Regions from separate parts of the Homo sapiens genome. Here region 1 is linked to region 2. A link is a contact called in ENCODE Hi-C or POLR2A ChIA-PET data. All regions are on one chromosome and are shown on one strand. The core of a region is the stretch at or near the end of the contact, and the rest is flanking DNA. Distances in the headings are between cores, read along the strand shown. Region 1 holds the start of MXI1 (MAX interactor 1, dimerization protein). Region 2 holds the start of ITPRIP (inositol 1,4,5-trisphosphate receptor interacting protein).

Region 1 (5,401 bases), core at 2-2,501, 5.9 Mb before region 2:
GTTTCCTTCTAGCCGCGTCCCCACGGCCAAGTTTCCCGGGCTCAGGACGGCGTGTCCGGGGCGAGCTGCTGGCGTTGCTTGGCCCCGCCGGCCTCCTTCTTTGGGGGGGGGGGGGCGGCGGTGGCACCCCACGGCAACGGACGTGCAGGGGGACTGTGTCCGTAGACGTGATGGCCTGAGCCCAGTCCTGCTGCTAGAGGGAAGGAAAAAGGCGAAGTAGGAGGGAGAGAGAGAGACAGAGCCGAGCCCACGCCGTGGAGAGCTGTTTGGTTGTTATTGTTGTAGTGTGTGTCTGTGTGTTTTCTTTCTGGAACCTCTGAGCTCTGCCTATGGTTTCCAACTTTCGGCTTCTAATCCCCACCCCACCCAGGAACGAGCAACAGAAAAACAACACTTGTCTGCCTGAGAAGGCTCCGGAAAAAAAAAAAAAAAAAAGGAAGAAAAGCGACCTCAAAGAGATGAGCTCTCGGCTCAGTTGTCAGCAAACAACAACACTCCCCCGCTCCTCCGCTGGGCCATCCTCCCAGCCCCAGCCCGCCGGAGAGGACAGACCGACGCACCGACAGGCCCCTCTCCCCCTCGCCCGTCTTTGTTACATCTTTAGCAGCTTTGTGCGTGCGTGTCCTTTCTCCGGTGTCATCGGCTTTACTGCCAAGGGCTGGATGTGTATGTTGGGCGGGGGGGGGACGGGCCGAGCTCGCAACAGGGGTCGCCCAAGTGGGCGAGAAAGAAAGAACCGGGCGCCGAGGAAGAGCAGGGGCCCCCAAACTTACTTTTGTTTTCTTTCTCGATCTGCTCCAGGTAGCTGGCGGCCTCGAGCAGAATCTGCACGTTCTGCAGAAAAGTGTTGATGTGCTTCTCCATCGAGTTCTCGCTGGTGTTGAAAATGTCTGAGAAGGGGCACCTGGGCTTGGCCCCAGCGGGGTCCTCGGGCAGGGCCGGGGGCTGGGGCGCGGCCACGGCGGGGGGCACAGCCGGGGGCGCGGCGGGGGCCAGCCCCGCGCCCTCGCAGCGCGCCTCCTTGCGCGGCCGCCCGCGTTTGCCCATGGAGGAGCGGGGGTCCGCCGAGCTCGTCCTCTAACGGGGCTGCGCGGCCCGGCCGAGCTCCGGGCCCCCAGGGAGACCCGGCCGGCTGGAGCAGAGAAGGCGCCGGGGCGAAAAGCCGGCCTGACTTCCCGAGCCTCGCTGCCTGCAGTTGTGTGTGTGAGTGTATGGGAGTGTGTGTCGGTCTCGCTGTGAGTCTGTGTGTATGGGAGATTGAATGAACCTACAGGACAGACGGAGGCACTCTGGCGCCTGGGTCCTAGTGCGAGCCTGTCGCCATCGGACCGGTCAAAATAAAAGGTGGAGACTAGCGAGCGAGGCAGGGACCGCCCCTGCCCGTCCCCGCAGGCTTCCCTGCCTCTCCCCAAGGCTTACCACAGAGTAGAACACTGTCTTTTAACCGGAATGGAAAAAAATACCTGATGTCTCTGGGTGCACCTGCATAAAAACAAACTACTTTTTTCACAGAAAAATAATGCCTCAGAAAGTGTCCAGCACAATGCCTGGCACATAGTTAGGTCCCCATACATGGTGGCTGCTATGACTTAAAAATAAATAAATAAAAGCTCCCCAATCCAAATGGGAAGAAGGGAACCAGTGTGTAACCAGAAGATCCCCCCACCCCCAACACAAACACTCCTACTCACAGACACACATACATACGTAATCACGCACACACTTGCGAGGCACCTGTGTGTGCCTTCACACAGTCAAATGAAATCCCAGGCCGTCCAAATCCGAGTTACAGATTTACTCATGCCTTTCTCCCTTCAAATGCAAAGTTATTTTCCAGAAGTGGGAGGAGATGTCAGCATCCCTCTCCACACTCCTCTGCCCAGCCTTGGTTCAGCTGTGCAAAGCTCACACCAGGATGCCTCCACACCTGGCTCCCTTTAATTTGAGAGGCAGAAGTGGCAGCTCAGGAACCACCCCCCTCCCCAGCTGAATTCCACCTTTTGCCTCTGAAAACCCCTACCCCAGCTGACATTGTTTCACTGCCACTGCTGTCCGCAATCATGGATGCTTTCCAGCCCTGGGAAGTACTGGAGGTGTCAGGGGATGATTGAAGGCTGCTCTAGGGTGCCATAGGAAAGGGTTCAAATCCCAGCTCTGCTGCATACAGACTGTGTGAGCTTGGACAAGTCCCTTAACCTCTCTTGGCCTAAGTTTCCACATCATTGAAATGTGTGATAAGATGCTTGTGTATTGTATCTGACTTAGCACACTCTGGCCCATGGTAAGCTCTTTTTCTTCCAATCCAGACCCAGGCAAGAGCCTGAGTCCCCTATTCTGATGTAACTTGTATCTAAGAAAGGAACAAGATGTAGTGAACAAGACTCTTCTGCACTTCCTTGGAAAATATCTCTATGACAAGCCCATCTAAATATGGTTACTTTGCAAGGTCACCTGGAGTTTTCCTCCAGGGGAACCATTTATATAGAGGACAAAGACAATGCTGCCCCCTGGAGGTGTGCGATGCAGCCACCCTACTCAAAGGCAGCTTCATACACATTGTCATAAAAACTCTTGATGGCCGGACGCAGTGGCTCACGCCTGTAATCCCAGCACTTTGGGAGGCCAAAGCGGGCAGATCACCTGAGGTTGGGAGTTCGCGACCAGCCTGACCAACATAGAGAAACGCTGTCTCTACCAAAAATACAAAATTAGCCGGGCGTGGTGGCGCATGCCTGTAATCCCAGCTACTCCGGAGGCTGAGGCAGGAGAATGGCGTGAACCCGGGAGGCGGAGCTTGTAGTGAGCCGAGATAGCGCCACTGCACTCCAGCCTGGGCGACAGAGCCAGACTCCGTCTCAAAAAAAAAAAAAAAAAAAGTTTATCTTCCATTATTAGAACAATTACTGATTTTTTGCTTCTGTGAGAACCACAACCTGAGTTATTCGTGTTGAAATGCCTGTAAACATCTAAAAATGTTAGGAAGACCTCATGTATGCACAGTTTCAAACAAGCTTTCTCCAATGCCATTTTGCAAAAACTGGCCCTTGTGTGAAACAGCTCTGATCTCTCTTGCCCCAAATGAAAGATGGTACTGAGACAATGAACCAGCTAAGCCCAGAGAAAACCTTGCTTTCTCTTTAATTGCCCATTGGTGGCATGGGTCAGATGTATAGTACTGCAACATACATGCACCACCAAGACAGGCACACGCATGCATGAGTGCCATGGTGGGGGAAGGGTGTTTTGTAATTATTTATTTATCCCTGTTCCATCTCTCATAGGTCTGCGAGTTTCAGAAAGCCCAGTGGGAATCTTCAAGCTGGGCCACGGATCTGACCAAAGCCAAAATAAACAATGGCTTGAAGAAAATCTACAAAAAAGTGCTGATTTGCACTATTCCCACAGTCGGCCACAGCCCCCACCATCATTCCCATGGAAAACACCACGGCTGGTGCCAAATCAAGTTTTCCCCCCATCATAGGGGCATTGTTTTTTGTTATTATGTGAGTTCTTAGCATCAGACAATGGCACCACAAGAGACACAGTGGAAGCAGGAGAAATGCCTTTTTGTTTCACAAAGTCTGTGTTACTGTGCCCCCAGAGTCTCGCATATAGTTTAGTTGCATATATTCATTTTGGTAACACGTATGTGGAACGACGAATGTGCCAAGCTAAAGCCCGAAGCCCCCTCCTTATTTGTTTTCAGAGCCCATCAAGTGTTAAATCATATTAACATCCCATTGCTCTCTCCCTTCTCCCGCTCCGTTCCCCAATTAACAGATTTCTCTAATAAAGTTGGCCCCAACAGAAAGAGTGGTGTTTCAGGGGTTATATCACAGGACAGGCATCCAGGATGCTGGGTTACAAGCTCAGCTCCATTCCCGATTAGATTTGCTTCCCAGGAGGAGCCATTCAAACCCTTTGCAACCCCCCCTTTCTTTGGGGTTTTGATTCCAGAAGTAAACAGGCCCCTTTGGAAATGCTGAGAATTTCTGCATAGAACAGGTAGGGGATGTGAATACAGCCATTCTGATGAGAACACATGTGAACTCTTTGAAAGAAAAGCAGAAATGCCCAATGAAGTCAGCTAGAATGCTCTCAGAGGGCCCGGGATATCTTGGGTGCCCAGTCGGCCTGGGTCCTGCTTTCCCAACACTCTGTTCATTTGTTTGTTTGGCTTATTTGCTTGTTTGGCAATACCTTTCCATGGACCTTGTTTGTATATTAAAGCAAGATTGTTCTTTCTTTTATTTGCCCCTTTCCCCCCAGACGTTCTATACTCTTACATCAAAGGAGTTGTTTGGCCTATAATTATGTCTTTATGTACACAGAGGCTGGTTAATTACTGAGAAGGCGATGGATGCGTTGCCATCGAAACCTACCCACCTTGCATTGGGATGGGATGCTCTTCCCTCTGTCATGGACCATTTTGGCTCTCTTGGGTTCCTTAGCCTTGCTCTTCCTGCCTCATCTATTCCCCACTCACCAGCCTTTTCTGCCTAAATCCGTCACTCGTCCACCCTCTAGTTTCTCCTTGGACCTTGCCAAAATGTCCTAGTCAGATTCTTTCTTACTCTTTGCCCTGTGATCTTTGTACTCAGACTTGGCAAACACCATGAAGAGCTCTTCTGTCCCCTCCCTTGTCACTTGAGTCCTAATTCTCAGAGCTTTCCCAGCCACAGTTTTCCTGGGTACCTTTCCCTTTTGGAAAGGAATCATCTGGCAGTGAGATGAGGAACTGGCTCACAGCTCCTTCTCCTTGGGGGCCTGACTCTTGCTTTCATTTGTTAGAAAGGAGTGGCCCTGTAGAAGGCCCAAGAATAGAGGGTTAGGAACTGTAAGACACAAGCAGAATGGTAGGAACAAGGAGAACTGTGAGACTCTGCCTCTCCCATGGCCTAAAAGTGCTGACCAGGCCTCCTCTAACCACTGCCCATACCACCCACCACCACCCACACACTCACCAGTGGGTATAGACATGGGCAGGGGATAAGTAGCCTCCGCCCTACAGTGGAGTTCACTGGGTGTCACCTGCTCCTGGAGGCATTATCTCAGCTCTCCTGGACTCTGCCCTCCTTTCTCCCAGAACTGTGAGTCTGGCAGCCTCTTCCTGGTTCAGCAGACTCCTGGGCTTCTCCTGTCCAACACCCAGTACTTAGAGGGCTTATTAGACTATGAGCTCATCAAGGGCAGGAAGCACACCTTGCTCCTCCTAGCATCCCCAGGCCCTGGCACCTAGCACATGCATGGCATAATACTGGGGCTTAGGTCACGAGTCAAAGGCATGAATGCCCTTCCCTGCCTGGTCAGAGCCTCGGTGCCGGCCGTTCATGGCTTCTCGTTCCAGTGGTGAGAAGAGGCATTTGATGCTGTCTGCAAAACTATTCCTGAGTCACTCACA
Region 2 (4,722 bases), core at 1,465-3,964:
GTTTATTCTGCTAGGGACCAGGATAAACAACCGAATTTTACGTTTGCTTCTGACAGGGCCAAGGGGATTCACCACTTTGAAACAGGTTTTTTGTGTTTTTTCTTGACATTAGGATTCCCTCAGCACGTGGGTAGTATAAATTGGGAGCTCACACCTATGCATAGTATAGGCAGGCTAGGGGTTTTCATTTCTATAGAAGACATTTTAAAATTCATCCAGGGCCGGGATAAACCACAAGTTTCCTTCCCGCGACCCTGAGCCAATGGGGAGAGGGCTTTTTTCTATCCTCCTCTTACTAAAGGGCAGCCTTTCCAGGGTTCCAGCCTTAGGCAGAGATCTCAAGTCCAGATCCCTGTCTTTATAGAACTCAAGGCCTGAATAGATACTAACCCCAATCCCTGAGTGGGTACTCACCCCTGGTCCTTAGTCATTTGGGCTTATATTCATGTCATGCTTTTGAGTTCCCTTGACCTATCTCACACCTGGAGACCCCCTTTCTTCCCTTCCGTTGTTGATATATTTTATTCAGCCTTTCACTGTTCGAAGCAGGAGTTCCCTGACTTCTTGACTCCTCAAGTTCCCATAACTTGAATCTTTGTACTTTCCTATCTTTTAAAAAACATTTCTCGAGTTAGCACAGTGTTCTGTAGAAACGACAGGAGGGGTGTCCAATCCAGACATGAGGGTTCCAGGAAGACTTCCTGAAGGAGTAACTGCCTGTTCTGAGACAGGAAGACTGAGCATACAATTAGTCGGGCAAAATAACATGCATGTGCACTGGGGTGACAGTTTGGAGGAGGAGGTGGGGTGGCTGTGGCAGGCAGAAAGTAGAGTACATATGAATATCCAAGGGGAGAGAAAAAGCATATCATGCAAACAGCATATCAAAGAGCATATCACGTTCTGGGAAGCACAGGTTCCAAGAACTGCAAGGAGTTTTGTGTGGGACACAGAGTGAGATATGAGGCTGGTGAGATAAGCAGAGGCCAGTTCATGAACGACTTACAAGCCAGGTAGAAGGGTGGACCTTAGAACAGACAGGAACCAATCAGAACACAGAAGGTGAAATCATCAGGTTAAAAGCAAAACAAATATAATAAATATTCCTTATATAAATATACATGGCTGGTTAGAAATTGCTGAAACAACTTTGCAGACGGGATGACAATCCCAGAGGGCATTCAAGCACTAACCTTGGCATTCCAGCACAACGCTGAACTCTTAGCCCAAGGATGACAAAGCTCAGCCCAGCGCTCTTACTTCACAGAAATTTCCCCCACCTGCTTTGCGGAGGGTGTGAGTAACCCACCGGACCAACTTCTAGACATTTTGGAAATACAGCTCTTTCAAGACCGTTTCCCCAGATCGCCCCCACCACCTCCAACACACATACTGGCCCCCAAAATTCTGCCATAACCTCTTACGTAAGGAAAGAATTTGAGCAGCAGTAGAAACTTGAAAACAAAAGTACCCTGGGCCAAGGGCCAGGGAGTCTATTTTTAGAACATTTTCTCATTGCCTGTTTATCTTTCAGACTCAGCCAAAAAGTCTTCCAGGCGAGTGTTAAAGGAAAAGACGAAAAAAAGGTGATCTAAGACCAAATAGCAGTAGCAATGGTGATCATTTTGGACACTGTGTTCCAATTTCCCCAATGTGCCTTCACTGGCATTTGGTGCCCCCAAAGCCGCTTAATGGAGAATTCATTCAAACCCTGCTCTGCCTTTTGTACTGATGGTAGGATTTGGGCAGGTCAAAGGGAAGACAATAGAAGTTATGGATTTCATAAACTATTAAGCTCGACCAGAACGCTGCTGCTGCTCCTCCAGGCCTCAGTTCTCTCGTTTCTAACATAGGGGTAGTAACACTTGATCTACCGTCACAACAGTAACCAGAAACTACCGCGCCTGTCCCGTACAGTATCCGGTCACTGTTCTCCTTTGTGCCCGGTTAATCCCGGAGAAAAGCAACCATGCATTTGATTATCATAAAAGTCGGGCGCGGTGGCTCACGCCTGTAATCCCAGGCGCTTCGGAAGGCCGAGAAGGGAGTTCGAGACCAGCCTGACCAACATGGAGAAACACCTTCTCTACTAAAAATACAAAATTAGCCGGGCGTGGTGGCACATGCCTGTAATCCCAGCTACTCGGGAGGCTGAGGCAGGAGAATCGCTCGAACCCGGGAGGCGGAGGTTGCGGTGAGCCGAGATAGCGCCACCATTGCACTCCAGCCTGGGCAACAAGAGCGAAACTCCTTCTCAAAAAAAAAAAAAAACGGTAGTAAGCTATTTTAATCCTTTCAAGCTGCAAAAGAGAAAAAGGCTGGCGTTTTGTCTAGAGTTATATTTTCCTCCAAGAGACTAAATAGGTGGCCCCAGGAATTCCGCCACTTGTAAAACGCGCCGCAGAAAACTCTCCCCGACTGGTAAGGACTTAACCCCTTCCGCTCCGCGGCTTAGGACGACTTTTAAGGGCGTCCTCCCCGCGCCCCTGTCCACTCGCTCCAGTTTACTCCACTGGCCTGATTCCGTCTCTCCCAGTCACTCTCCAGTTCTGCCGTGCCGGGGAAGTTTCTGGGGGCTCACTGGGAAGGTCTTCCCGGCGGATCCTGGGCCCAACCACCGAAACCCACACGGTCCTCCTTAAGGAGCTTCCGGGGCCGCGGGTAGAGGCGGGTGTTTTGTTCTTATAAGGAGGAAAAAGTTTTTGTGACATCCAGGAAATGAGTAACTCTGAAGTTCAGTAGAGCCGGCCGCTGCAGGCCAGAAGGTGGGAGCCAGCGGGGGCATCGCCGCCCGCGCCCCTCTAAGTGCCGGGCCGCAAGCTCCACCGCAGCCGCCTGCAAGCAGCGGCGCCTCGGCCCTCGACCTGCGCGCAAAGCCTGTGCTGGAGCCGTCCTCCCGCGGCGGGGACCGGGACCGGGGACCCAAGCCAATCGTAAGTCCCAGGGCAGCCTAGTGTGCTGAAGGAAGAAGGGCGCGATGGAGAGCGCGAGCTCGGAGGAGCTGTGTCGGAGATGGCTGCCGACAGAGGGGGCGCAGGAGGGTGTGGGGAGCGCGGGCGCCTGCTCCTCCCGGGTGGGGGCTGACTTTGGAGACCCCCTTCCCTTAAAGCGCGCGTGCCCAGGCGGGCGTATTGTCTCCTCGCGGTCCCGCATCCTGTTCCCGCCGCGTCGGGGGATGCGTCCCGGGCGCTCGCTCCAGCCAGGGCTGCGGGCAGCTCCTCCTCGAGGCGCGCGCAGCCTCGGAGCCCAGAGCGGGACCACATTTTTGTTCCTAGTGGCCAGGTGACCCGTTACTTCTCACATCTGAGCAGAGCGCTACCGAAGAAAGAAAAGCCGGTTCGCCCTGCTCATTTGCTGCCCCCTTTTCCCCTTCCCCTTCCCTCCCTTCCTGTAAGGGAGGAATAGGCGTGAAGTTTTTTTTTCTCGGTTCATGGTAGTGAAGTTATGGGGCTGCTTCAGGCCGGATAAAATCCCCGCCGCTTCCTCTTTCGGGACTATTAGTGGGCCAGACCTCACGCTGTGCAGACTTGCTCTTGGGCTGCAAATAACTCTCTGCCCCTTCACCCCTAACCCCACCCTCAACCCCATCCCTGTGACTTTGCCATTCTGGCCGCCTGGTGAAGACTCCCGGGGCGGGACTCCCCATCCAAAACGCTTTCTCTTAAAAAAAGAAAAAGAAAAAGAAAAAAAAAGCCACCGACCAGGAAGGTAAAATATTTTACGGAACCAGGCAGGGGCCTCATTTTGCCTTTTGCCCCTCTGCTGGTATGAGAAAAGCACCCTTTCACAACTAGTAGAGTACCAGATACTGGTCTCATTTCACAAACAGTAGAGTACCAGATATTGGTCGCAATCTGGACTCTGGTCTTTTGGATCTAAATCGGGGTCGCGGTCTATTTTCTTGTTCTTTTTTTGGATATGACCCAGTGCTCTTGCCTTTTACAAACCGAGTCTATCTGACTGCCAGCTAAAGTTCATCTGTGGTTGGTGCAGTTTTAGGCCCAGGTGAGCCCTGAAAATAGAGTATCAGAAAAGTGGATTACTGTCTTTCCTCCTTACGAAAACAGAATAGGCTGTGTTTTTGAGTCCTCCCTCCAGCCCTCGTGCCTAAGTGGCTTTCATTGTTTGCTAATTCCCTGTATGTTGCGGCTGCTCTGGGCCATTCTGCCTTCGGATTTTCTCCACTTGTGGGTAACCATGAAGTAGTTATACTGACTCTCTGCTCTCCCTGGGTGCATTCTTCTCATGCTCAGTAAATCTACATTTTACGTAAGATAAAGTAAGCATGTGAAATTATAGCTATCTGTTTGGCAACAAAAGGAATGCAGTTTTGTTTTCGGTTTTGTTTTTTGCATGACTGAGTTCCCAAGCTTAACTTTTCCCTTTGGCATCCTGAGCTTGGGGTCCTAAGGTTGTATTTTCCTTTCACAGCTATCAGCAGAGACAGGTAGCCATCAACAGTTAGGAAAGAGTCTGGGCTGGGTGGCTGCCTGTCTTCCCAGAGCTTTGGGAGGCTGAGGTGGGAGGATTGCTTGAACCCAGGAGTTCCAGGCTTAGAGCTGGGATCACTTGGTTGGGATCACTTGGTTGGAGCTAGGATCGTGCCACTGCACTCCATCCGGGTGACAGAGTTCAGACCCTGTCTTTAACCTACCCCCCAATGCCCCGCTGCCCCCCCCCCCCCAAAAAAAAATAACTGGGCAGGAGAAGGTGCTTTCAGAG

The links. Hi-C counts contacts between places; a loop is a spot of excess contacts on that map. ChIA-PET counts read pairs that join two places held with the same protein, here RNA polymerase II (POLR2A). Pooled maps may share reads with other maps.
Region 1: a loop to region 2 is called in a map of B cell, with 23 times the contacts of the local background. The contact joins the promoter of MXI1 here to the promoter of ITPRIP in region 2. A Hi-C loop is called at or near these places in 1 of 168 maps with a recorded cell type or tissue (B cell) and 7 of 50 pooled maps. POLR2A ChIA-PET finds 5 or more read pairs at or near these places in 1 of 52 experiments (WTC11).

Annotation. Positions count from the first base shown.
Region 1 is chr10:110,203,455-110,208,855 of GRCh38, reverse strand. It overlaps MXI1 (MAX interactor 1, dimerization protein), which reads right to left and starts at 1,251. Exons shown (of 6, transcript NM_130439.3): 1 at 774-1,251. The coding sequence starts at 1,047. RefSeq lists a silencer at 1,001-1,080 and an enhancer at 2,670-3,170.
Region 2 is chr10:104,336,457-104,341,178 of GRCh38, reverse strand. ITPRIP (inositol 1,4,5-trisphosphate receptor interacting protein) reads left to right here and starts at 2,714. Exons shown (of 2, transcript NM_001272013.2): 1 at 2,714-2,933. It also overlaps a transcript of CFAP58 not described here. RefSeq lists enhancers at 794-1,088, 3,837-4,036 and a cis regulatory region at 152-1,571.